Regions from separate parts of the Homo sapiens genome. Here region 2 is linked to region 1. The links are chromatin loops, found by intact Hi-C in ENCODE. Cell type or tissue: transverse colon. All regions are shown on one strand. Each heading gives the region's core, and the rest is flanking DNA. Links, peaks and the distances in the headings are about the cores only.

Region 1 (12,784 bases), core at 1,931-9,930:
AAAGAAGTCCTCCCACCACCCAACTTTTCACGTCATCTGTAACACTAAAACTATTTCAAGTTTTAACCGCTGCTAGAAAGAGGATTTTAACAACCCATGATTTGCCACAGCCATACATTTTATTTGTATACCATCCTGTCCTTTATCTAGAACTAGACTGTCTATCATTTCTTCCTTCAATATGGTGTGGTCATATTGCCAACAATACACATTTTGAGCATCAACCTTACTTAAGGACACAAAAGCTATGAAACATGTTGTATACCACTGAAAGCTACAGGCAGTATGTGATTCAGATGATGGATGCTCCATAATGGATAAAAGGTTCAGAGAAATTCTTCCGGGTCAGATCAAGCTGGAAATGGCAGTGAAGAAAGGGGAGAACATAGCCCATTGGAAAGGAAGAGGAAAATTGTTCCACAGGTTATGCCTTGATTTAATAATTGGTTGTATAATATTGGTAGATATGTAAACATAATTCAATTAAAAAAGACTTCCAAAAAATCTTTCTAAAAGACAAAAATATCATCTATTTATATGCACTGAAGCAAAAATTAAAAAACTTCTTTATATTAGCCGGAGGCGGTGGTGCATGTTGTGAGCCCAGCTACTCAGGAGGCTTAGGCTGGAGAATCATTTGAGCCCAGGAGTTCAAGGCCAGCCTGAGCAATAGTAAGACCCTCATCTCAAAAAATAAATTAATTAAAATAAAGATAGAGATAACTTTATATTAATTTTCTGAATATTAAAAACATAAGCAAAGTAATATATACTTGGCATATATTTATATACTTTAATCAGTTTATTAGTCATAGCTGCCTCTAAAACTGTGTCAGGAGTATTTTTTTGAAGAATATATATTTTATTAAGTTAGTACTGTTATTTTTCAGTTTTTCCTTAAAGTTTTCTACAATCTGCTTAAAAGCTGAATTTTCATTTCATCAACTTGTAATTACTGGCATTATCAATTCTTCTTTTAGCCCATTTTACTTTTTATTGAGAAAACACTGTAAGTGCTTAGGGGAATTAAGAACAAATTCTGCTAAAGAGGGGATATTCTTAATTCTAATTTTTTTACAAGGAAATATGTAAGCATTTCAGCTCAAAGATTCTTAAAGTTTCTGCTTTTGGATTCCAACCAAATTATTTTATTTTATTTTATTTTACTTTTTTACAAGATCTGGCTCTATCACCCAGGCTGGAGTGAAGGAGTGCAATCTAGTCTCAATGCAACCTCTGCCTCCCAGGCTGAAACCACCCTCTCGCCTCAGCTTCCCGAGTAGCTAGGATGACAGGCACGCACCACCACCCCCGGATAATTTTTGTTTTTGTTTTTGTTCTCACTTTCGTTTTCGTTTTGGTAGAGACGAGGGTTTTGCCATGTTACCCAGGCTGGTCTCGTAAGCTCAAGCGATCAGCCTGTCTCGGCCTCCCAAAGTGCTGGGACTACAGGTGGGAGCCAATGCACCCAGCCCAAATTACTTTATTTGACAAATGTTTTATAGGCTCAAACCTTTCAAATAACATATCTCTATTTATAATTTTTCAATGTCTCACAGAATGTAAATGCTGTAAAATTATAAGTCATCTCAACTTAATTCCATTCTTTTAGAGAATATAAGTGCATCTAATTAAAAATAAAAGTTCCATTTAAAAAATCTTCCCCCAAATAGGTATATTTCAAATTTCCATTGAATTTCAGAATTAGAGCTTCTATTTGAGCTCTCAGTCTCATTTGACCAGGTAAGCCCCTGCATTTGTATTCAAAGTCAGTTCCTCTTCTGTATTTTTTATTTTCAAGATATTTCTGCTTGCAAATTTTGTTTTTAGTAATTGCAGTTTTCTAAAATCTTCAAAAGGTAAAGTTTTGTTGTATGCAAATCATTTAAAGTTATGGTAAAATTTAAAAACTTAGCCAGGCATGGTGTCATATACCTGTAGTCCCAGATGCTCAGGAGGCTGAGTCAGGAAGACTGCTTGAGTCCAGGAGTTCAAGGCTGCAGTGAACTTTGATTAAACCAACACACTCCAACCTGGGCCACAAAAGTAGACCCTCTCTCAAAAAAAAAATTTTTTTAATTAAAGAAAGATTCCCAAATGACTTGGACCAAAACACAATTAAATTTCAGAGAACTTATTTATAAAAAACCATGTAATAACTTTATAAGACATTCAGGTCAATTAATATAAAATTTAAACATTTGTAAAATTGATGGCAGGTAGAAAAGGACATCTTTTTATTTATATTTTTTTATATTTAAAATTTATAACAAAAAATTTAAATTTACCTATTAGCTCTAATGCTCTAAGGCATTCATTATATGTATCAAAAACTTTTCTTGTGCACATGAGAATAGTATTCCTTATATACCATCTTGGCAGAATTGAGAAAATATCTCTCAAATAACATTTTTGTCTTCTGTCATTCAGATAAGAAACTTGGTAGAATATACTAATATAAAATTGGCAACATGTAACTGCTAGTGAATATTTTATTCTCTACATGGGGCCAACACAATAGTTGCTATTACTTTGGTTTTTGTATTATGCCTGCAGAAAAACTTGGAATTAAAAACAAAAAGAAATTAAATTGGAAGAACAGCCATTTAAAACCATACATGAAAAGTCAAGCTTCAAGCATTATACGTAAAAAGCACCTTCTAGAACTACAGATACTAAATTATTGTCTTCAGGTACCATCTTCTTAAAATAACTACTAATTTTCTAGGAGATGCTGATGCCACTTCAGCAGATTTGTGTGTTCTTGTTTCTATGTGGTCAGTGAGAGCACCACAGCCTCCGGGGTAGATGGTGCCCCTGGACAAATACTTGGTGCAAGTTACAGAGTCATCACCAACTTTCTTGAGAATGAAAACTTAGTACTTAAACTGTTATTAAACAGGCATTTTGATTATTTTTTAACTTATTTCTGTCAAAAGGGTTTATTGCAAAAATAAAAAAGTATTACAAAGCAATGAAATAGTGGCTATAGATCTATACCATACAATAAGTAGCAAAAATACCATAGCAAAATCATGCACACGACTCACTCCATTCTCTATACGCTGTAGAGTGTACAGGACTGCTTGGCTTCTATATCATGTCCGTCTAATAGAATTTCCCACCCTTGCGGTCGATCCTGCTGACTGGAAGCCTGACAGCCTCACACGTCTCTCAGGCCATGTCACAACTGGCTAGTGAAGCAAGGGTCCATGAGCACAGCAACTTCCAGAGCTTCTCCCAGCTCCACTCACGGCCAGAAAGAATTAGCTACCCCACACTGCTCGTATCTAAACACGCTTTATTATATCATTGAGCATCTGGCATTCCTCCCTTGAAATGGAAGCATTAATTAGCTGTATCCAGAAAGAGGGCCTTAACTACATGTCAAGCTGAGACCTCCTTTCACTATGTGTGAGTCTCATATAGACTAGAAGAGCTCACAGCAGAACCCTTGGGTACAAAGTGGAGGTCTCCCAAACTCAACCCAACAATGTGGTCCTATCAGTTTAGTGCAACCATTAATACTAATGCTTTGTTAGAGAATAAAAAATCCAGAGCTAATGCTAAACTAGCTAGGATGCCGAGCAAAAGGCAAAACCTGGAGACTGTTGAAACTGAGACATATATCACTCCTACTGTATTAGTCCATTTTCACATTGCTGATAAAGACACTCTCGAGACTGGGTAATTTATAAAGAAAAAGAAGTTTAATGGACTTACAGTTCCATGTGGCTGGGGAGGCCTCACAATCATGGCAGGAGGTGAAAGTCACATCTTACATGGTACCAGACAAGAGAGAATGAGAACCACGCAAAAAAAGCAATCCCTTATAAAAACCATGGATCTCATGTGACTTATTCACTACCACAAGAACAGTATGGGGGAAACCACTCCCATGATTCAATTACCTCCCACTGGGTACCTCCCACAACACATGGGAATTATGGGAGCTACAATTCAAGATGAGGTTTGGGTGGGGACACAGAAAAACCATATCACCTACCATAAGCAAACCACAAAAATACATTTTAAACAAAAATTTTCTTAAAATATTTAAATTTCTACATTATAATGTTCAGTAAAGATCATGGTTTTTCTACATAGTTTCTCTACTTTAAAAAATGTCTCTGCTCAGATGAGACTTTGTGTATTCCAGATGGCTTTACAAAACATTAGGTTAAACCGAATGAAGTTGCCCTCTTTGTCATTCAGAAACAGTTGAGTATCACCAAGTTTGTACTGATAATCCTAATATTTAAAACAACCTATAGTTCAGAAGATATGTTGTTGAAACTGAAGAGTAAAAAGAGTTTCGGAGAAACAATAAGAGGACAACATTAAGAAAATATGCACATCCCGAAGAGAATTAGAATGTGGAACATCAAGAGTCATAAAAGTTATACAAAGGTCTTTGCTTTAATTATGTTCCTAAAAATTTATAAAATGTGTTTTGAGCAATGCTTACCCTGAAATATTCTTAAGGGGGTATGAGTTCAAAAACAAAAAAGAAACCAGAGGTTCATAGAGGATACCAGTAATTTGTCTGGCACTTTGCAAAGTGAGAAAGAGAATTGAAAACTGAATGGGACTGATTAGACAAGAAAAGAAAGAAAAGCAAGAACAGATTCTCGGGGAAGAGTGGGCCTTGCCCTGAGGTGTACCAGTCACGCACTTAAAACCCTTTAACATCAAAACCCTGTTTAGCACATGCTAACGCCCAGCTGGAGACAATTTTCAATTCTCCCCTTAATTTTTCTCAGCTGCTGAACTTGTAAGACCCCCCCCCACCCCAACTACATAACGCTCATGTCATGGTTGAAGCTGTCTCACTCTATGCCATAGCATGGGATTTACTGCACTGGTGAGTTACGAGGGAAACTGTCTTATTTTAATTTGGGATGAAAGGGTAGCATGGGGGATTGGGGGACAACTGTACTGGTCTTAGACCTATGATCCACCACAGCTTTGTTACAAACTAGTTGTGTCAACAGACAGTCACTGCTTTTTTCTAGATTCCACAGATAAAGGGGGAGCTTGAACCATTAAACTCCTAGGTGATCTAGAAGTTTTCCTTAAATTAGAATATTTTCCTTAATTTAGAATAATGCAAAATTAGCTGACTGCTACTGTTTCAATATTTGTGTTCTTAGGTGGCTCCCAGAGAAGGGAAAAAAAGAGTGAAGTCCCAGGAATCTTTAATTAACATGGAAAAAGTTACAAGATCAACAGAGACAGAGCAGGGCAAAGTAGAGGTTGGGGGAAGTGGGAATGAATATGTATACTTTCAAACTATTTCTTACCAAACCTGCCTCTGGGAGCCGTGCAAAAGGAACATCATTTAAAGAGTTTATTTTTGCTTCTTGCTGAGATCTGTGTGACTGAAATTCAGCCTTGTTTTTTTTTTATCCTCCTGCTGTTTTTCTGTTAGTTCAGAACTGAGCATTTGAGAGATATTTTGACTCTGAAAAAAAAAATAAACTGCAGGGTAAAGTTCTATGTCTGGACATTTTTCTTATAAAATTTCTGGGGGGTTACATATTTGAGAGACTTCAAAGCATATGTTGTTAATCACTCTTTTGGCATTTCATTAACATTTACAATTCTGACATATTAAATCTAAATGAAATCCTTATTGGAGACATTTAATATATAGTTCAATATGCTATGAGTAGAATAAAATGTCCAAAAGGAGAGAGGAAATGAATTTCCATGTGTGTCTTTCAGGGTAGCATTTTTTTCTTGAAGGATATCCTCCAGAAACTAGAGGATGCCATCGTTAGCTGTTTGCTACCACACCGATAATTCACCTGGTAGTGAATAAAGCTGTTTTAATTACAGATCCTACATGGACCGTAAAATGATAGTCCAATTTTCATTTTTTAGACAGGGAGACTGAAACATTAAGGATATGGGATTCACCAAAGGTCACATGGTGCTTAGTGACATAGTCACGCCTTCCAGCTCTGGCTCTCATATGTATCAGAACATAACATAACCCATCTTATCCCATAGATTAGATGATACTCACTCATGGAAATTTCATTGTCAGTCTTCCATCCCACATTTGCTATATGGCCTTAGGATCCTTACAGCCTAATTTTTCTATTAAGTTGGAGGTTTTCACCTTCTTGTTGAAAGTTGGAAATTTAGAGCAAATAAGTTAGTTCATAGTAAGAATATATTAGAGATATTCAAGCAGGAGGGGCCAGGGAAAGTAGATTTAAGAGAAATTACTCCATCTCTTTTCCTTTAAGTATTTTTTTCTCTGGGAATTTTTCCACTGTTCCTCCAAAGATCAGAACATTGAGAAATATTAAGACCTGATGTTAGCAAAAGTCTGTTAGCATTAATTAACCCAGCTTGGTTTTCACTAGGGTGCCTATAGTGTTTTAGCTTCTATTTCAAAACTCAAAATAGTCTGAAACCCAAAGTTAGTTTTTAGTAAATGAGTCACTGAAATTCCTTTGAAAATAAAACCTGATATAGACTGATATATTTATTTATAGTTTTTATTTATCCTACAAAGTATGAATATTCAACAAATATTGATGCATTTATTTAAAAGGTGTGTCTTCAGACCCTGCTGGGGTGATAATGTAGTGGTAGAGGCATTATATTACATTTCTAAGATTCAGAAAATCTCAAATTACAAGACACATCTGGCAATTTGGGATTTTGAATAAGCAAATGTAGACTTGTATTATATGAAAGTTGTGTGCTTTCAGAGCCTTGGAAAAATTCAATGCATGATTTGTGGCACTCAAATGAGATGATGTAACTCAACTTTAAGTCTTGCAGCTAGGCACTGGGCCTATTTTGAGTGGCAGTGTCTCTTATACGTACAGAGCATATTCTGTACCATACCAAAAGAAATCACATTGACTTTCTCAGAGATCATTTCAGGGAAATTCTTGACTTTCTCAGAGGACATTTCAGGGAAATTATTTCCAAGAACTGAAAAGCACCATAGCCTAGATCCAGAAACAATTCTTGTGCTCTGAGTACACACATAAAAACTCATGAGTTGATGGAACTCAGCAAATGCAGCAGTTAGCAATACGCTAGTGAAAATTTTCCCAAATAATGTTTCACTGTCTTGAGGTGGAGAAAAAGGCTGCAATCAAAAATGTTTGAGAGCCGCTTTCATACTGTGTCCTGCTCTTGGAAACTGACCATGCACATTCGCCTATTACATGCTCTGGAAAATCCTGCAAAAACAATAACACAAAAAAACCTGTTTAGCTCATTGTGACCACAAAACTCATCATTTCTGAAAATACCCCATAATGTCTCAAGGTTGATTAACATTTCCATGAAACAAACACTGAGAAAGTTACCTGCTGCCCATTGAACACTGCTAGCAGCTCTGGGTCTCTGGCATTCCCGAATTGGATGACAGACAGAGAACAGCAACCAAGAAACCAGCTCAAGTAGGAAAGATGACAGGCACTCGAATGGGGAAGATTAGTCGGGAAAATAGATGACTTGGAACTTCCTGATTCAATCACTGATTACTGCCTTCAAATGTTTCAATTAATATCTTAAGAGGTTCCTCCTGTAACCAGAGGAATAAAACAAGGTCCTTCAGATAACATTTTCCGACTGGCATATTTTAGCTGAACACAGTTTTTTAAATTGTGTTAAAATACACACAACATAAAATTGCCTATCTTAGCCACGTTTAAATGTACAGTTCAGTCACATTATGTATATTCACATTGTGCAACCATCACCACCATCCATATCCAGAACTTTTTCATCCTCCGAAACTGAAACTCTGAGACCATTAACAATAACTCTCCATTCCCCACTTCCCTTAACCCTGGAAGCTACCAGTCTACTTTCTGTTTCTATGAATTTGATTATTCCAGGTACCTCACATAATTGAAACTGGACAAAAATATTTTACTTTTTGTTACAGGTTTATTTCACTTAATATAATGTCCTCAAGGTTCATCCACATTGTAGCATGTATCAGAATTTTTTTCCTTCTTGAGGCTGAATAATATTCCATTATATGTGTCTACTGCATTTTATTTTGCCATTCATTCCTCAATGGGAACTTGAGTTGCTTACACCTTTTTGCTAGTGTGAATAATGCTGCTATCGACATGGGTGTGCAAATATCTATTTGAGCTTCTGTTTTCCATTTTTTTTTTAGTATATACCCAGGAATAGAATTTCTGGATCCTATGGTAATTTTTTCATGAACCAGCATACTATTTCCCACTATAGTGACACCATTTTACATTTTCATCAACAGAGCAAAAGGGTTCAAATTTCTCTAAATCCTATATTAGTCCGTTTTCACACTGCTGATGAAGACATATCTGAGACCGGGCAATTTACAAAAGAAAGCCTTATTGGACACAGTTCCACGTGGCTGGGGAGGTCTCACAGTCATGGTAGAAGGTGACAGGCACGTCTCACACGGCAGCAGACAAGAGAAGAGAGCTTGTACAGGGAAACTCCCCCTTACATAATCATCAGGTCTTATGAGACTTATTCACTATCATGAGAACAGCAGAGGAAAGACCTGACCCCGTGATTCAATTACCTCCCACTGGGTCCCCCCCACAACATGTGGGAATTCAAGATGAGATTTGGGTGGGGACATGGCCAAACCATATCATTCCTTACTGACACTTGCTATTTCATCGATTTTTTATTTTTATTTTTTAAATGGTACCTATCCTAATTAGAGTGAAATGGTATTTCATTGTGGTTTTACTTTGGATTTATCTAATGATTAGTGATGTTAAGTATCTTTTCATGTGTTTGTTAGCCATTTGTATCTCTTGTCTGGAGAAATGTCTACTTAAGTCTTTTGCCCAATTTGTATTGATGTTGTTTGGTTTTTTGCTGTTGAGTTGTGTGCTGAAGGCAGTTTTTAAAAATCATTAGCTCTTCCTAAAGGTGGGATTCACTGCCTTTTAGGGAATTATTATGATTTCAGGCATTCAAACAGAAGCTGAAAGTATAGCTCTTTATTAATTTAATTGATTGTGTGTGTGTGTGTGTGTGTGTGTGTGACAGATTTTCTCTCTGTCCCCCAGGTTGGAATGCAGTGGCGTGATCTCGGCTCACTGCAACCTCTGCCTCCCAGGTTCAAGTGATTCTCCTGCCTAAGCCTCCCAGATAGCTGGGATTACAGGCACATGCCACCACACCTGGCTAATTTTTGTATTATTAGTAGAGATGGGGTTTAGCCATGTTGGCCAGGCTAGTCTCGAACTCCTGACCTCAAACAATCCAATCGCCTCAGCCTTTCAAAGTGCTGGGATTACAGGCATGAGCCACCATGCACCACCTAGTTGATTTTTGTATTAAAAATGCTTATTGTCCAGTTACATGCATTAATTGACACTTCCATCTGAAATGCCACTAAATTGGAGTTTCAATCACTCACTTAACAAATATTTATTAAACACCTACCATGTGCCAGGCCTATTCTGAGTACTGGGGATAAAGCAGTGAAGAAAGCAGTCTTTGAAACTGAGGAGCTTATATTGTGATATGTGAAGAGATGGGAAAAGTTTGCTTTATTAGAATCACAGGTAGTCATAGGAAGAGAATTTCAGGTAATGGTAACAGTTGCCAAAAAAAAAAAAAAAAAAAGCCTCAAGGCAATAAAATGCTTAGTATCTTCAGAAAGCAACACAGGCTAGTATGGCTGAGAGCCATGAATATAACAGACCACGGTGGGAGATATAATCTGAGTAGGCAGAGCATGTCATGCCAAGGAAGGAAGTTTGCATTTTTGTTCTAAAGATAAAGGAAACAGTGGAGAACTTTGAGCAGTGGAAGTACATGATCAGATTTAGATTTTGGAAGGCTCACTACTCTGTCTGCTGTGTAGAGAATATTCATAGCAGGACAAAAATGTCACTGCCATAGCAGCTACCACATGGCTCTACAATTGTTTTTTGTTTGTTTGTTTCTGCTTTCTCCATTAGACTCTAAGTTCTTTGAAGGATAAATCCACATAATATTCTCAAAGTCTAATACACAGTAATTAAATAAATTATAATACATTGAAGGATAACTAATCCTTACAATTTTTTGGGATAAGTGAATTATGTTTTAATATCTTCTATTTTAAAGATAGGAAAGCTGAGTTACAAGTGATGATATGTCCCAAACTGATAAGCTTTAAAGTCAAGACTGAAAACTGAGTCCCAGCACAGGAGCCAGATATTTCTTAATTGTGTCGGAAGCCAGGCTTTCCTTTAGTTATTTCTTCAAGTACTCACTGAGCCCTTACTAAGGTCTAGTAAGCTCTTACTCGCCAGGCAGTCTGCTAGACCTTAAGGATTCAGCAGTAAATAAAACCAACAAAAAATCCTACTTTAATGAAATTTGCATTTTAGATAACCTCAGGATTTCTACACTTCTAAGATATTACAATGTGATACTCTAATTCAGGGAAGGTATATCTCTAATTGCATAAAGGGGTAAAATAAAATATCTCCTAGAAATGGAAGAAGAAGAATTAAGGAAAACTGTTTTGTTTTCTTTTTTTCTTTTTTGTGGTTTATTTTATTTTATTTTTTATTTATTTTTATTATTATTTTTTATTACACTTCAAGTTCTAGGGTACATGTGCACAACGTGCAGGTTTGTTACATATGTATACATGTGCCATGTTGGTGTGCTGCACCCATTAACTCGTCATTTACATTAGGTATATCTCCTAATGCTATCCCTCCCCCTGTCCCCCACCCCACGACAGGCCCCAGTGTGTGATGTTCCCCACCCTGTGTCCAAGTGTTCTCATTGTTCAATTCCCACCTATGAGTGAGAACATGTGGTGTTCTTTTTGTCCTTGGGATACTTTGCTTTTTTGTTTGTTTTTTTTTTTGTCCTTCTGATAGTTTGCTGAGAATGATGGTTTCCAGCTTCATCCCTATCCCTACAAAGGACATGAACTCATCCTTTTTTATGGCTGCATAGTATTCCATGGTGTATATGTGCCACATTTTCTTAATCCTGTCTATCATTGATGGACATTTGGATTGGTTCCAAGTCTTTGCCATTGTGAATAGTGCTGCAATAAACATACGTGTGCATGTGTCTTTATAGCAGCATGATTTATAATCCTTTGGGTATATACCCAGTAATGGGATGGCTGGGTCAAATGGTATTTCTAGTTCTAGATCCTTGAGGAATCACCACACTGTCTTCCACAATGGTTGAACCAGTTTACAGTCCCACCAACAGTGTAAAACTGTTCCTATTTCTCCACATCCTCTCCAGCACCTGTTGTTTCCTGTATTTTTAATGATCGCCATTCTAAGTGGTGTGAGATGGTATCTCATTGTGGTTTTGATTTGCATATCTCTGATGGCCAGTGATGATGAGCATTTTTTATGTGTCTGTTGGCTGCATAAATGACTTCTTTTGAGAAGTGTCTGTTCATATCCTTCATCCACTTTTTGATGGGGTTGTTTGTCCCCATCAAGCTACCAATGACTTTCTTCACAGAATTGGAAAAAGCTACTTTAAAGTTCATATGGAACCAAAAAAGAGCCCGCATTGCCAAGTCAATCCTAAGCAAAAAGAACAAAGCTGGAGGCATCATGCTACCTGACTTCAAACTATACTACAAGGCTACAGTAACCAAAACAGCATGGTACTGGCACCAAAACAGAGATATAGACCAATGGAACAGAACAGAGCCCTCAGAAGTAATACCACACATCTACAACCATCTGATCTTTGACAAACCTGACAAAAACAAGAAATGGGGAAAGGATTCCCTATTTAATAAATGGTGCTGGGAAAACTGGCTAGCCATATGTAGAAAACTGAAGATGGATCCCTTCCTTATACCTTATACAAAAATTAATTCAAGATGGATTAAAGACTTAAATGTTAGACCTAAAACCATAAAAACCCTAGAAGAAAATCTAGGCAATACCATTCAGGACATAGGCATGGGCAAGGACTTCATGTCTCAAACACCAAAAGCAATGGCAACAAAAGCCAAAATTGACAAATGGGATCTAATTAAACTAAAGAGCTTCTGCACAGCAAAAGAGACTACCATCAGAGTGAACAGGCAACCTACAGAATGGGAGAAAATTTTTGCAATCTACTCATCTGACAAAAGGCTGATATCCGGAATCTACAAAGAACTCAAATAAATTTGCTTTGTTTTCTAGAAGCAAATGTATTTATGCTTCCTAAATCTGCCCTTTACAGGTTTTTATTGGTCAACAAGCCACAATTCAGAAGAATGGGACATACCACACCCAGAAACCACTGGCCCAGTACGCAATTCTAACATGTACCCTCTCCTCTTGTCCCTCACCCATGCCATGTTTATGCTGGTCTCAGGCTTGTGTTTGTATTTTACCCATCTTGAATGCTCTCTCTTTTTCTTTCTATTGAAATCCTACCAATCTGTATTGGTCAGCCCTGGCTGCCACGACAAAATGCCACAGATGAGGTGACTTAAACAACAGAATATTTTCTCACAGTTCTGGAGGCTGGAAGTCTGGAATCAAGTTGTGGTAAATTCAGTTTCTGGTGAGGGCTCTTTTCCTGGCTTGTAGATGGCCACCTTCTTGCTATGTCCTCACATGGCAGAGAGGAAGAGGGAGGTCTCCCTCTGGTATATCTTCTTACAAGGACACTAATCATATCAGATCAGGACCCCATCTTTATGACCTCATTTAATCTTAGTTGCTTCCTTAAAGGCCCCATCTCCAAATACAGCCATGCTTAGGGTTAGGGCTTCAACTCTAGAAATAGGAATGGCAGGGAGAGGGGCAGAAAC
Region 2 (12,784 bases), core at 2,810-10,809, 49 kb before region 1:
TGGGGAAGTGCCACACACTTTTAAACCATTATGTCTCATGAGAACTCACTCACTATTATGAAAATAACAAGGGGGAAATTCGCCCCCATGATCCAATTGCTTTCCACTAGACTTCTTCCAATTCAACATGAGATTTGGGTGAGGACACGAATCCAAACAGTATCAAATCATTATTCTGATTTTCTCAAGTTTAACTGAATTCTCAAATGATACTGACAGATTTATCTTAAAGTTTATATTCTTTTCATGTCTCAAAGTTATATTTCTCTTGAAACAAATGAATATAGGTTCTTTAGAGATGGTATCTGCATTTTATAGTCTGTACTAAAAAGCTTATTTTCTGATGGGCCACTCATCTAAAATGAGTGTGTTAAATCATAAAAGGAAACAGCTGGTCAAATTCACCAGTAAGCATAGCATAAATGAGTGTCCATGTAACTAGTGAATGGTGATATACTCAACACATTTGATAAATATTTTCTACATTGGTCAGTGGAATATTAAGATGATAATATGTTGAACCTATCTTCAAAGAGTCTGTAGTTTTATGAGGAAGATGACACATAAGCAGTTTATTTCAACATCATGTGGTAATTTTCTGATAAACAGCAAAACTGGGTGCAATAGGTGAACAAAAAAAGGAACGAGGCCCAACTGGTTAGTGTGTGTGTGTGTTTGCAGATGCATCATGTAGTGAGGTGATGGAAGAGATAGGGAGGAACAAATGTTATATCTCCAATTAAGAATCAATATTATTGATTATTGAATAGTTAGACTTTTCTTGTTTATCATCATCTTGATATGCTACATTAGTTTGAAAGTGACCACTTCCTTCTTATCGGGACTTTCACTATAACTGTCCAGAGTCTTCTTGTGTTAATAAGGAGTAATGAGATCAAGTAGATAAGACAGCTGTGATGACATTTTCTGCATTTCTTTACTTTCTAAGAAATGCTCTGCCATCAGAGAAGGAAAGACAACTTCTTCCTTGCTACTAATGGCACGTTTCTACTCAGTTATCCTGGCCAGGTCTGTACGATCTTGCTCAAGCCCCTTCCTGAGCATTCCATCAAACCCAAGGAAGCTTCCTGAGAAAGTCTCAATCCTGCCTGTAGGATTGCCCTGGGACTTGTCTTTGGAAGAGATGGAAGAGCTTATGTTTAGGTGAAAGAAGAGACCAGCCTTCTCAAATGTCAAAATATCCAAAGTGGCTAATATGCAGGTCTGGTATCAAAAGCTTATGGAAATTCCTTCAATTGAGAAGCAGTTTATGGATCCTGCTGGAGACTCGAAAGTCAAATTAGGGTATTTCAACTGCAGTCATAATCATAATGCTTATTCATAGATAAATGAATTTGCGTTCAAGGAAAAGAAGTTCAAGGTATTCTAAATTTAGTGATTTCTATCTAACTAGACTATCAGAAAGCAACAGGCCTACTCCCCTTCTCCCGATGCAAAATGTCTCATACCCAATATTTGATACAGTAAAAATAAAAACATACAAAATTATTCTACATGTATAATTAAACCATTTTTAAAGAGATAGTTTATTGTGTGTCATTATGTGGTTCAATGACTCTTTGCAGTACATAACTAATCCAAAAATTTATTTACAACTTAGAATCTAAAAAAAAATGATAGGCTTATATCTGGTTAAAAAACAATAGCCCATCATGTTTCTCTAATTTTCTTGCCTGCCAAGAAGCTCAGGAAGTGGTACTGCTCAAGCAAGTAGCTCAGTGTTTCCCAAAGGGTGCTCCACAGAGTTCTACTGCACGATGATTTTAAAAACATTTGTTTAATGACATAAATGTGAGAAAATAAATGTACAATTCCATCAGTATATTAACAATTCTAAGAGATCTAATAATAAATGTTTATATTTATGTATTTGTTTATTTTTATTTCAATAGCTTTTGGGGAACAGATGGTTTTTACATGGATAGATTCTTTATTGTTGATTTCTGAGATTTTGGCGCCCCTGTCACCTGAGCAGTGTACACTGTACCCAATGTTAGACTTTTATTCCTCACCCCCTTCCCACCCTTCTCCCTGAGTCCCCAAAGTCCATTATATTATTCTTATGCCTTTGTGTCCTCATAACTTAGCTCCCACTTATAAGTAAGAGTATACAATGTTTGTTTTTTCATTCTTGTATTACTTCACTTAGAATAATGATCTCCAACTCCATCTAGATTGCTGTGGATGCCATTATGTTGTTCCTTTTTATGGCTGAGTAGTATTCCATGGTATACACACACACACACACACACATATGTATTACATTTTCTGTATCCACTCATTTGTTGGTGGGCTGGTTCCATATTTTTGCAATTGCAAATTGTGCTGCTATAAACACAAATGTGCAAGTGTCTTTTTCACATAATGACTTCTTTTCTTCTGGGTAGATACCCAGCAGTGGGATTGCTGGATCAAATGGTAATTCTTCCTTTAGTTCTTTAAGAAATCTTCATACTGTTCGAATTTGTTTTATCCAATCTTTCCTAAACTTATCCGACTGTAGAATTCTGCCTTTGCATAATATCTGCTATTTCAAAGCTCACAAAGTTGGGAAAGGCTGACCTAGGCCGTTGACTGATTTATTTCCCTCTTCCTTCTAAAGGTCCATTTTGTTTTTCTCTACTTCCATGCCTATCTTCCATATATGGATTATAAGGCACAGATAATAAACTGTGAGTGGGGGCAAGTCTGTATGTATATGTAGTAAACACACCACAAAAGGTGTACGTTCTGCTCTGCTTCTTCCCCCGCTCCCCCCTTTAGCTATTGAGCTCAAGCTTGTTCCTGGCAGGACCTGCACATAGCAATATAGCCTTCTAGGGAAAACCCAAAGCCCTTCAGGAAGTGGTATGCGATGATGTACTATAGTAGCTGGTATGTTTCCTTCTGAGTCAGGGCTACCACAAGGGGGTCCCCAGGATTTGACACCTCTCTGAAAAGATGCCAAGATGCTGGTGCCGAGGTCATGACTGCCTCTCCCTTTGTTAAGGGCCCTCTAGGGCTTTTCCCAAGTCACTGAGATTAATAGAATCCAAACCAGATTTCAGCCCAGGCCCTCCCCTCTCTTTGAATTACCGTTGCTTCCTTATTTTTTTCTCTTCTTTTTTTTTTTTTTTTCATTGAGACAGAGTCTCGCTCTGTCACCCAGGCTAGAGTGCAGTGGTGTCATCTCGGCTCACTGCAATCTCCACCTCTCGGGTTCAAGCAATTCTCCTGCCTCAGCCTCTTGAGTAGCTGGGATTACAGGTGTGTGCCACCATGCCTGGCTAATTTTTGTATTTTTAGTAGAGATGGGGTTTCACCATGTTGGTCAGGCTAGTCTCGAACTCCTGACCTCGTGATCCGCCTGCCTTGGCCTCCCAAAGTGCTGGGATCACAGACGTGAGCCACCGTGCCCTGCCTGCTTCCTTGTTTTAATGCTTCCTTGGAGTATCTTCAGTCTCCCGTTTATGGTTTCACATCCTTCTACCATGAAAGGCACACTTCAGTGCTGCATCCAAAGCAGCGTCATAAAGATGTTCCCATGGGTTCATTTCGCATTTGCTCCCAAATCTTCCACATGAGAAGACTAACTTAAAAGGGTTCCTGAAACATACCATATGCCTGGAGCAGTATTAATAATGCCGTTTCACATGTTTAGAGATCTTTAACTCTTCTTCCCTGTGCTGGTCAGTGCACGTCTTCAGAGGCTCAGTTCTATAGGGCTCTGTCAGGCTGATTCTTACAGAAAAATACTCCCATGCTCCTTATATAAGGAATTAACACTACTGTGAAAGAATCCTAGAACCATTGCCATTTAGTTGAAATCTTGCTTCTTTTATGCAAATTAATAATAATATAATTATTAAGAGAGTTCAGAAGTGCTAGCCAGTTTCTCTTTTGTCAGCAGCTGTCTGGAAAGCTTTTACCTAGAGAACAACTTTACATTCTAGAGCTTCTTTTCTCTAGAAGACTCCAGATAATTCTCAAACCATTCTCTTTGAAAGATGGAGAAAACTAGGCCCAGTGGAAGGCAGTGAATCTCCACTGGCTGCTTTCGAACCTGTTCCAGATTCAGTGTACAGAACCTCAGTCCTAGGTCAACTTTCCAACATATGGCACTGCTTCCTGGACACAATCTGTCATTTAAAAAATAATGTTTATAAAACATTGATCTGTGAACCAGAATCTCCTGGAGTGCTTATTTTAAGATTAAATTTTAGTGGAAAAATTGGTGAAATCTGAATAAAGTCTGTAAATAGTAAGTGAATAGTATGCGAAAATTAAGTGAATAGTAATGTTCCACAATTGTGTATGAAATTAACGTTGCGCTTTTGGGTATTTAACCAAGTGAATTGAAAGCAGGGACTTGAACAGATATTTGCAAACCCAGGTTCATAGCTGCATTGTTCACAATAGTCAATAGGTAGAAACAATACACATATCCATCAACACACAAATGAAGAAAGAAAACGTGGTATATACATGCAATTGAATATTATTGAGACTTACAAAGGAATGAAATTCTGACACATGCTGCAATATAAATGAACCTTGAAGACACTACGTTAAGTGAGACAAGCCAGATACAAAAGGGCAAATATTGCATGATTTCATCTATATGAGGTACCTAACAGAGTCAAATCCATAGAGACAGAAAGTAGAATGATGGCTGCCAAGACAGAACGGAGTGTTATCATTCAATGGCTACATAGTTTCCATTTGGGAAGATAAAAGATGGATGATGGTGATGGTTGCCCAGCAATGTGAATGAATATTCTTAATGCCATTGAACTGTACACTTAAAATAATTAAAATAGTAAATGTTATATTATGTATATTTTACCACAATTTTTTAAATTAAAATTAGGGGAAATGGAATGGAGGTGAAGGGTATACTAAATTCACAATACTGTCTGTGTGACTTTCTTTGTAGCTCTAAAATGATTTCCCAAAATAGTTGATTTTTTTTAAGCCACTAATGGAGGACTAGACGTTCACCATAAACAACAACAAGAAAAATATATTTCTGGCCTCCACACTAAACTGTATCAGAATCTCTGGAGTTGGGAGGTGGGCAAGGCACTTTATTTTTAATAAGTTTTAAAATTTAAGAACCACCTTTTCTTCAAGTTATTTCTAATAATTATGTTCTTTCTTCCTACCTCTTTCATCAATAATGGAATGAAATCTGTGTGTGAATTTCCAGGCCACCAATTTTGTAGGTGGATGTTGCTTCATGACTGTGCTCTGGTTAGGCTTCGGGGCTCAGCGAGGACCACTGGGAGTGTATGTAACCCCAGAACTAATGGTGTCGTCAGGCCCCCACCCCTTCCCCAGATCCTCTCTCTGTGGCTCCCACTTTCTTTTCACTTCCACTTCTCTACCTTAGAAAAAAGGCTCCATTCCTGAGAAACTTAGTAACCATGAGTTGATTAGGTCATGCCCAAGCTCATTTCCCTCTCCTTCCTCACCCTCTTTGAATGACCCCTTTCAAAAAGGGTCAGGGTCAGATTTGTAATGGAATACAAGAACAACAAGCAAGAAAATGTGACAAGAGCATTGAGCTTTAAAACCTTATTGTGTCGATGCTACACTCAATAAAAAGGAAAAAACAGTGGTCATGGGCATGTCAGGCTGGGGACTTGGAGGCTAGAAGTGAGTCCTGTTTCCTCCATGAAAGCCACAGCACTTTACTTCTCAGTGACTCAGTTTCCCACTTGTAAAATGGGAGAGGTGGAAGAGAAAGACTCTAAGGGTTTCCCCATCTTTGAAAGAGTGTGATTGAAAAAAATAAGACCATCCTGACCTGAAGTGGCCACTATCCTTAGGAGCAAACTTGCACAATTAGCAGCTCAACGCTCAACATTTCTTTTCTTATCTCTTTTTTTTTTTTCTTTTTTTCTTTGAGACAGGGTTTCACTCTCATCACCCAGACTGGAGTGCAGTGGCATGACCTCGGCTCACTGCAACCTCTGCCTCCTAGGCTCAAGTCATTCTCCTGCCTCAGCCTCCCAAGTAGCTGGGACTACAGGCGTGCACTGTCTTGTCCGGCTAATTTTTGTATTTTTAGCAGAGACAGGGTTTCACAATGTTGGCCAGGCTGGTCTCAAACTCCTATTTCAAGTGATCTACCCGCCTTGGCTTCCCAAAGTGCTGGGATTACAGGCATGAGCCACCGCGCCCAGCCAGCAGCTCAACATTTCTTAATAAAGATGGAACACTAAGATGATTCAAACTAAACTTCTAAATGTAAGAAGATTATATGACTGAGTCAACTTTTCCAACACCTCTAAAAGAGAGGAGTGTTGGGAGGAGAGAGGCACTGGTGGCCTCTGAGAGACCGTGAGGTGACTCTGTTTTCTGATGTGTATGTAAGTGGCTCCTGTCTTATTCTTTATTGAAGAAAAGGAAACTGTGACAGCAACAAGTTTGGTGTTTAGAAGAAGACAAGAATGTGGGGGCTTGCTGATGCCCCCACGCTCTCTTCTCATTTTTCTCCTCACTCGTGATTTCTGGCCAAGCAAACAGTTCCCTGGAGGATGGCATGACCTTGAGTGGGCTGGTCTAGTCTTTGGAGCTTTGGAAGCCGGGATGCTGAAGTTTGGAGATGGTATGCTTGCTGCTCAGGGTTGGAAGCTTAGGTACTTAATAAAGTCTGAAAGCTGTTGTTCCAACAGGGATAACCAGTGCCCCAAAGCCACTCTGAGCAGCACTGAGTTAGCAGCTCCAGCCAGACTAGAAGAAGGGAAGCAGGTCAACTGAGAGCTGACACAGAGAGCCCAAAGCAGGGTGGGAAAAAAGGGGGCAACACAGACAGATTGAGATGAGAGGGCTCCCTTCTGCCAGAATTGCCCTTCCCGCATGAGCCAGGGTTGTCTAGGCACAGCAGCTTCCTTAAGCATCCCTAAATTCACCTTCCTGGGCTCTGGGGTATCAAAATCTTGTAAGCAGTCCCACAGGCCTGCCAGAACTTTGTCATTCCTCCTGCTGCTTTGACTGACTTTGGGAACTGGATGATCCTTCTGCCTGGTTTGTGGACTCTTGATTTTATTCTTGCTGCCACTAAGGCTGCTATAATGGTTGTCGGATTTCCTTGGAACTTGAAGATGGGCAGAGGGTGCTTTCATAGTTACTGACAAGGTAATGTCAGGAGCACTCATTTCCCTGACTCTGGAGATGAAAGCAAACAAAAACAAAAACAATAAGCAGTTTATATTGGGCCAACCATCTGTGGTTAAGGAGAAAGGCCAAGCAATGACTACAGCTTCCCAGCCCAAACAGGCTCCAGGAAAGAGGGCTCAGTTCACAGGCTGGGAATATGGACAGCCAGAGACACTAAGGCCGGTTATGAGCTTTCATGAATCTGAGCTGGAGCCTCATCTGCCTGTTTTGCATTTCAGACAGGAGGAGGCAGTGTGGATGAGACTGTCAGAACTGGCAGCATTTCCCCTTGCAACTCCACAACTTATTTGCTGAGTGACCTTGAGCAAGCTCCTTAACCTCTGAGAGGCTTCAATTCTCTACCTGTGAAACAGAACCAGCAACATTTCATTAAAAGTTAAGGAACCTGGAGCATAATGACATTTCTCTATTAGAGCTTTCTCGGCTTGCCCCTTGGTAATTTTTGCCTTTCAGCACCTTTCTGGAAAGAAATGAAATGAGTAGTGTCTTCTTGTGAATAGGTGTCTTTTATAGAGTTATGGAAAAAATAATTCCCTTGCCCCGGCACCTTTCTTTCGTTGCTAGTTGTGCCACTGACTTGTTGCATATCCTGGATCCAGTCAGTTTTCTTTTCCTTGCCACTAGACCAACACTAGATCTTATAGCAGCCCCCATATACAAATGATTTCCACAGGATCCTCATGCTGCGTGTTCTCAGGCTCCTGATAGTGAGTGTTGAACCATCAGGCCATTCAGAGTTCACTGAATATGACTTTTGCAATAAAGATTAGATCCTAATAATCCCTGCTCACAACACGATTACTAGCTAATCCGTCCCAGTCGAGGGTTTCTTTTCTCCTTTGAGTCACAAGGAATCCTTATTACATGAAAGATGAAAACATGAAATGCCTATCAGAGATATCACCACATGCACCGCCCCCCGAACCAGGCCGTGGGGTCGGTCAACGAGTTCTCCCTGTGGTTTGGATGCTGACACCTGAGTGACTCCCCTCATGAGCTCAGAAGCAGAGAGAGGGAACTGTTTTCAGAGCAGAGAGGTGGCTTAGAGGAAACATGTACAGGACTTGGCAAAGAACCTGACTCCATGTGAATGCTCACTCCGTGTGAAATTGTTCTTATTATAGTGATTTGTGGGGAAGAAATAACCAAGGAGGGAAATAAACAACCACAGTGACAAGATAAAGGAAGAAACCTAGGCCCTAGAAAGGAAAGTTTTCTAGGCTGATTTCTACCCCTGAAATGCACCCATCGACTCTTCTGGAAACTCAACTGTGCCTCCCACCTCTGAGGTCAGCCCCTCCCGGGGCTAACTGCAGCCCAAGCAAGCCCCCGTGGCAGGAGTGTGGCAGGGGCCTTCAGCTCACCCACCTCTGCTCTCTGAACATGGCACAACGAGCCTGTCAGACCACTTGCAGCCCTGCTATTTGATCTTATCGGGCCCTGTCAGGGAGGTGAAGTGCATGCGTCAAGAAGTTCGTGCCTGTTCATCATTGTGGTTGCCCCGAAGTGGAGCAGGCAAGGTAACACTTGAAGCCATTTTTGCAGAGAATTGCACAAACAGCAGCGGGTGTCATAGACTCAGTGGTTCCACTTCGGATCGAGAAAACACCCACAGAATGGTAGAGGCTGCTAAAGAAACACCACAAAACACAGAGCAACATATACTCATGCACACACACCAGAGCAGTGTGAACCAAAGCCCCGGGCAGGAGGACGTGCTGTGTGCCAACAAAAAACAAAAGGGGAGATGCATTATTTGTTTTGGGGTAGAAAGGTTGCGGGACTGAGGCTCTGCTGCAGACAGATGGGCGCTACACTTATTTGTTGGGTGGCAGAAAAGTTGGGGGACTGAGGCTCTGCTGCAGATGGGTGGGCACTGTATGACTTTCTTTGAGGAAGGCACTTCTGAGAGTGAGAAAAAAAAACAACTGATAGTTCTTGGAGCTTGAAACTGAGAGTTTCTACTATGGAGAATTGAAAACAATTTCCTTCTGAGGGAGAAGGTAGATGGAGCAAGGGAAGTCCAAATTAGGCCCCTTTTGGAGGTAATAGATATTTTCAATCTGCTAAGCAGTGAAGCAGGCAGAAACTGACAATTGTTATAATTATTCTTGTATAAAGTAAATAAGATTTTTCTCAAAGGAGAAAGCACCTGTTGATTTGGCTAAGTTAAGCATTAGAAACACCTGAACTTACCGTTACACATTCTTCAATTTGGCAAATGCAATACAAGAGTGAATGAGACAAACCTTGACTTGTTCTCATATAATTTATTATCTAGTAGAAGAAGACATTAAGGAAACAGACACTGAAATATATAATTATGAATTATGATTTGTGTTTTGAAGAGAGTGTTCAGTGTTTATGAGACAGAATATCTGTTTTTACCTAGAAGTTTGATTGTCTATTCAATACGCATTTTAAAAGTAGTTATTCCATGTAAAATTGTAGGGATATACAGGAATTATTGATATATGATCTTTACTTTCCAAGAGCTCAAAACCTTTTAAGGGACTCAGGCACGCTGATAGATAAATAGTAGTATTTAAAAGTAGAAATAAGGCCAGGCGCGGTGGCTCATGCCTGTAATGCCAGCACTTTGGGAGGCTGAGGTGGGTGGATCACCTGAGGTTGGGAGTTTGAGACCAGCCTGACCAACATGAAGAAACCCTGTCTCTACTAAAAATACAAAATTAGCCAGGCGTGGTGGCGCATGCCTGTAATCCCAGCTACTCTCAGGAGGCTGAGGCAGGAGAAACGCTTGAACCAAAGAGGTGGAGGTTGCAGTGAGCCGAGAGTGTGCCATTGCACTCCAGCCTGGGCAACAAGAGCAAAACTCCGTCTCAAAAAAACAAAACAAAACAAAAACAACAACAAATAAAAGTAGAAATGAGAGATTTATCACGAAATTATTCTAAAACCTACATTTTTTCTAGAAAAAATATGAATAGGCTTTGTGCTATATACTTCTTCCAGTTATCCAGATCTGAGCTTTTTAAAAAAAATATAATTAAGCTTAACAAACACGAAAGATATTACTATTCACCTGGTGGAAACCATCCAACTATGGGCATTGCATTTTACAGCAGTGCTTCTGAAGCTTTAATGGATGTGTAATTATCTGTGGAATTTGTTGTTAATAAAATGCAGATTCTGATTCAATCTGTCTGGAGTGGACCCTGGGATTTCACATTTTTTTGTATCAATTTTGCAGATAATGGGATGCTAGTGATCTACAGAGCACAGTTGGAGTAGCAAGGTCTTAAGGAAGAAATCAAATTCTACAATATTATGTTCAATTAGTATTCTTTCACTCAACATAAATTTATTGCATATCAGCTATGGAGTCTGGTTATATGAAGCCTTAATCATCCCTTCCCTTACAAAAGCAATTAGAAAACAAATTTAATTTTTTTTACAAAAGAGTTCTGAACTCCATATTGGCTTGACTCATGGTAGTGTTGTGTTGGATGATATAAATTTGTATTGACATAAATGTATTTGGCAGAGGTTGTTCTGAAACTCAACGCAACTCACAGACACTCTCATGCGAGCAGAGACCATCCCTCTGGAGCAGAGAGCACAATGTGCCTTCTGCCTCCCTCCCCAACTCATCACCTTCCCTCTCAACGTCCTTCTGCCCGGCTGCCCCTCAGGCAGGCGGCCCCAGAGGCCGTGGGCATGCTGCTGTCCCTCCCCACAGTGATACTCATCACCAAAATGAAACCTGACACCAGAATTGTCATCTTACTGAGAAGATGATAAAACTCATTTAACCTTTCCACTCAATAGGCTGATAATTCCCTCTGTCCTGATGAACGTTGGTGAGGTTCACTGAAGAGACTCAAGTTACCAAGGGCATGCTAATGCAAGGGTTATTCTTTCCTTTTCACATTAGGAGTTCACTTCTACCCAATCATTTTCAAACTTCACAGAAATGGAATTTCCATACTCAGATATGAAGAAAGCACCTTGATTTCCTCCACCTTCACATCATGAAGAACATCGAAGCTGGGATGAACGATGAAAGGAGGTAATATTCTAGGCATAGACAAAGCCCTTTCTCCACTGCCTTCAGGCTGTCAGGGAAGTAATTGATGTGTCTCCCAGAGCACAATCGCTTCACACTTTCAACACCTTTTTGTCCTGCTGCGAATTAAACCTGTCACTTTGTCTAATTCTCCATTGGTAAGAAGCATTCACTGCCAGAGACTTGTCAATGGGGGTGTGATTACTTGCACTGATAGCAACTGTAATATTTAATATTCCCCAAATGAGGGACAACCCTGAGAAGACAGAAAAAAAAAAGGCACATTTTGTAGAAGGAGTAGTTGTTCTTCATTGTGTAACTTCAAGGGAATTACTGTCTACACTGTCGGAACTAACTCGATTCAAATCCAAATTTTTTAATAGGAAGAGCTAGCCAGAGATTTGAGAGACAATTTGAGTAAAATGACTCTAGGTGTGTAGTTGTTCATTCAAGATGCTTATGCACACTTTCCATGGGAAGGCACTATTACAGACCCTTTCCATTGTTTAAGGGGAAAATATTTTGAAAAGGGGGAGGATCAGCTAACAGGAGATATAGGGAATATGATATACATAAAGGAGAATATGATGAGGCTGTGGGTGAGGAGGGTTGGACTCTAAATCGAGTTCTACCCTCAGCAGGCTGTGAGAATTTGAGCTCACCCAGTTCCCAATTGCTCCATTTGTTTAATGAGGAGAACTGAATTCTTGGTAAAGCTAATGTTTCACGACTTCGTTTGATTAAAACCTTCCCATCTTCTAAGGAAATTGTATCTCTCCCAATTCTTCATTTTGCAAGTGATTTCTGGTCTGGTACTAAACCACTCAACATAAGAAGACCTGGGGTAATCAGCCGGGCGTGGTGGCACATGCCTGTCATCCCAGCTACTCGGGAGGCTGAGGCAGGAGAATTGCTTGAACCCGGGAAGTGGAGGTTGCAGTGAGCCGAGATCGTGCCACTGCACTCCAGCCTGGGCAGCAAAGAGAGACTCCATCTCAAAAACAAACAAAAAAAGAAGCCCAGGAGAACATGATACGAACTTCACAGTCAATTACTCATCCTACACTACCTAAAAGGCAAGTCTACATATCTCAGTGGGTGTCTACAAAGGGCACACTCTATCTGCTTTAAGAAAATAAAAACAAGATGACCAAGGGTGAAATAAAATTACATTCTCCTATTAATCTTACTATGAATCAGTTTGGATACTTGGGACAGAGCAGCTTGATACAGGCACCCTGATTTAACTCTGTGCCAGTTTTGGTTTCTGAGTTTAACAGGACAGTTGTGGAAAGAATATAGACATAGCAGAGTAGAGTTAAATGTAGATTTAAATGACATGATGCATATAAATGTTTAACTCACAGCCTGGAGCATAGGAGATACTCAAACTTTATTCCCTTTCCATATATAAAGAGATTAGGCCCATAACATGAAACTGAGAGATAAACATTCTCCCTACAGAATGGAAAGGAAGAAAAGAGCATTGATGAAGCAGCTCGATGAACTCTTGTAAGACCTTTCTCCAAGTGAGTTATCATTCCAAGGTTCCTGTTGTTACTTTCTGAA

What was found. A loop is a pair of places that touch in the nucleus more often than their neighbours do. Peaks named below come from ENCODE experiments on the same cell type or tissue, not always from the same donor. Only the 100,000 strongest peaks of a DNase experiment are listed, where the experiment ranks them.
Region 2: it touches region 1 in a loop (4-fold over the local background); 6 of 110 quality-filtered maps call a loop at or near these places.

The regions. Positions count from the first base shown.
Region 1 is chr11:128,366,463-128,379,246 of GRCh38, forward strand. It overlaps LOC124902788 (a long non-coding RNA gene), which reads right to left and starts at 7,552. Exons shown (of 2, transcript XR_007062947.1): 1 at 7,341-7,552; 2 at 6,497-7,211. RefSeq lists an enhancer at 1,262-1,351. In transverse colon, for the core only: no CTCF peak of the experiment used is centred there; no DNase peak of the experiment used is centred there.
Region 2 is chr11:128,316,159-128,328,942 of GRCh38, forward strand. All of the region lies in intron 1 of LOC124902787 (a long non-coding RNA gene), which reads right to left. Among named protein-coding and RNA genes, the nearest start is that of LINC02098, 110 kb to the left of the region's middle. RefSeq lists an enhancer at 8,066-9,200. In transverse colon, for the core only: a CTCF peak has its summit at 7,407; DNase peaks (open chromatin) are centred at 2,923, 7,374 and 8,673; H3K27ac peaks cover 1,686 bases.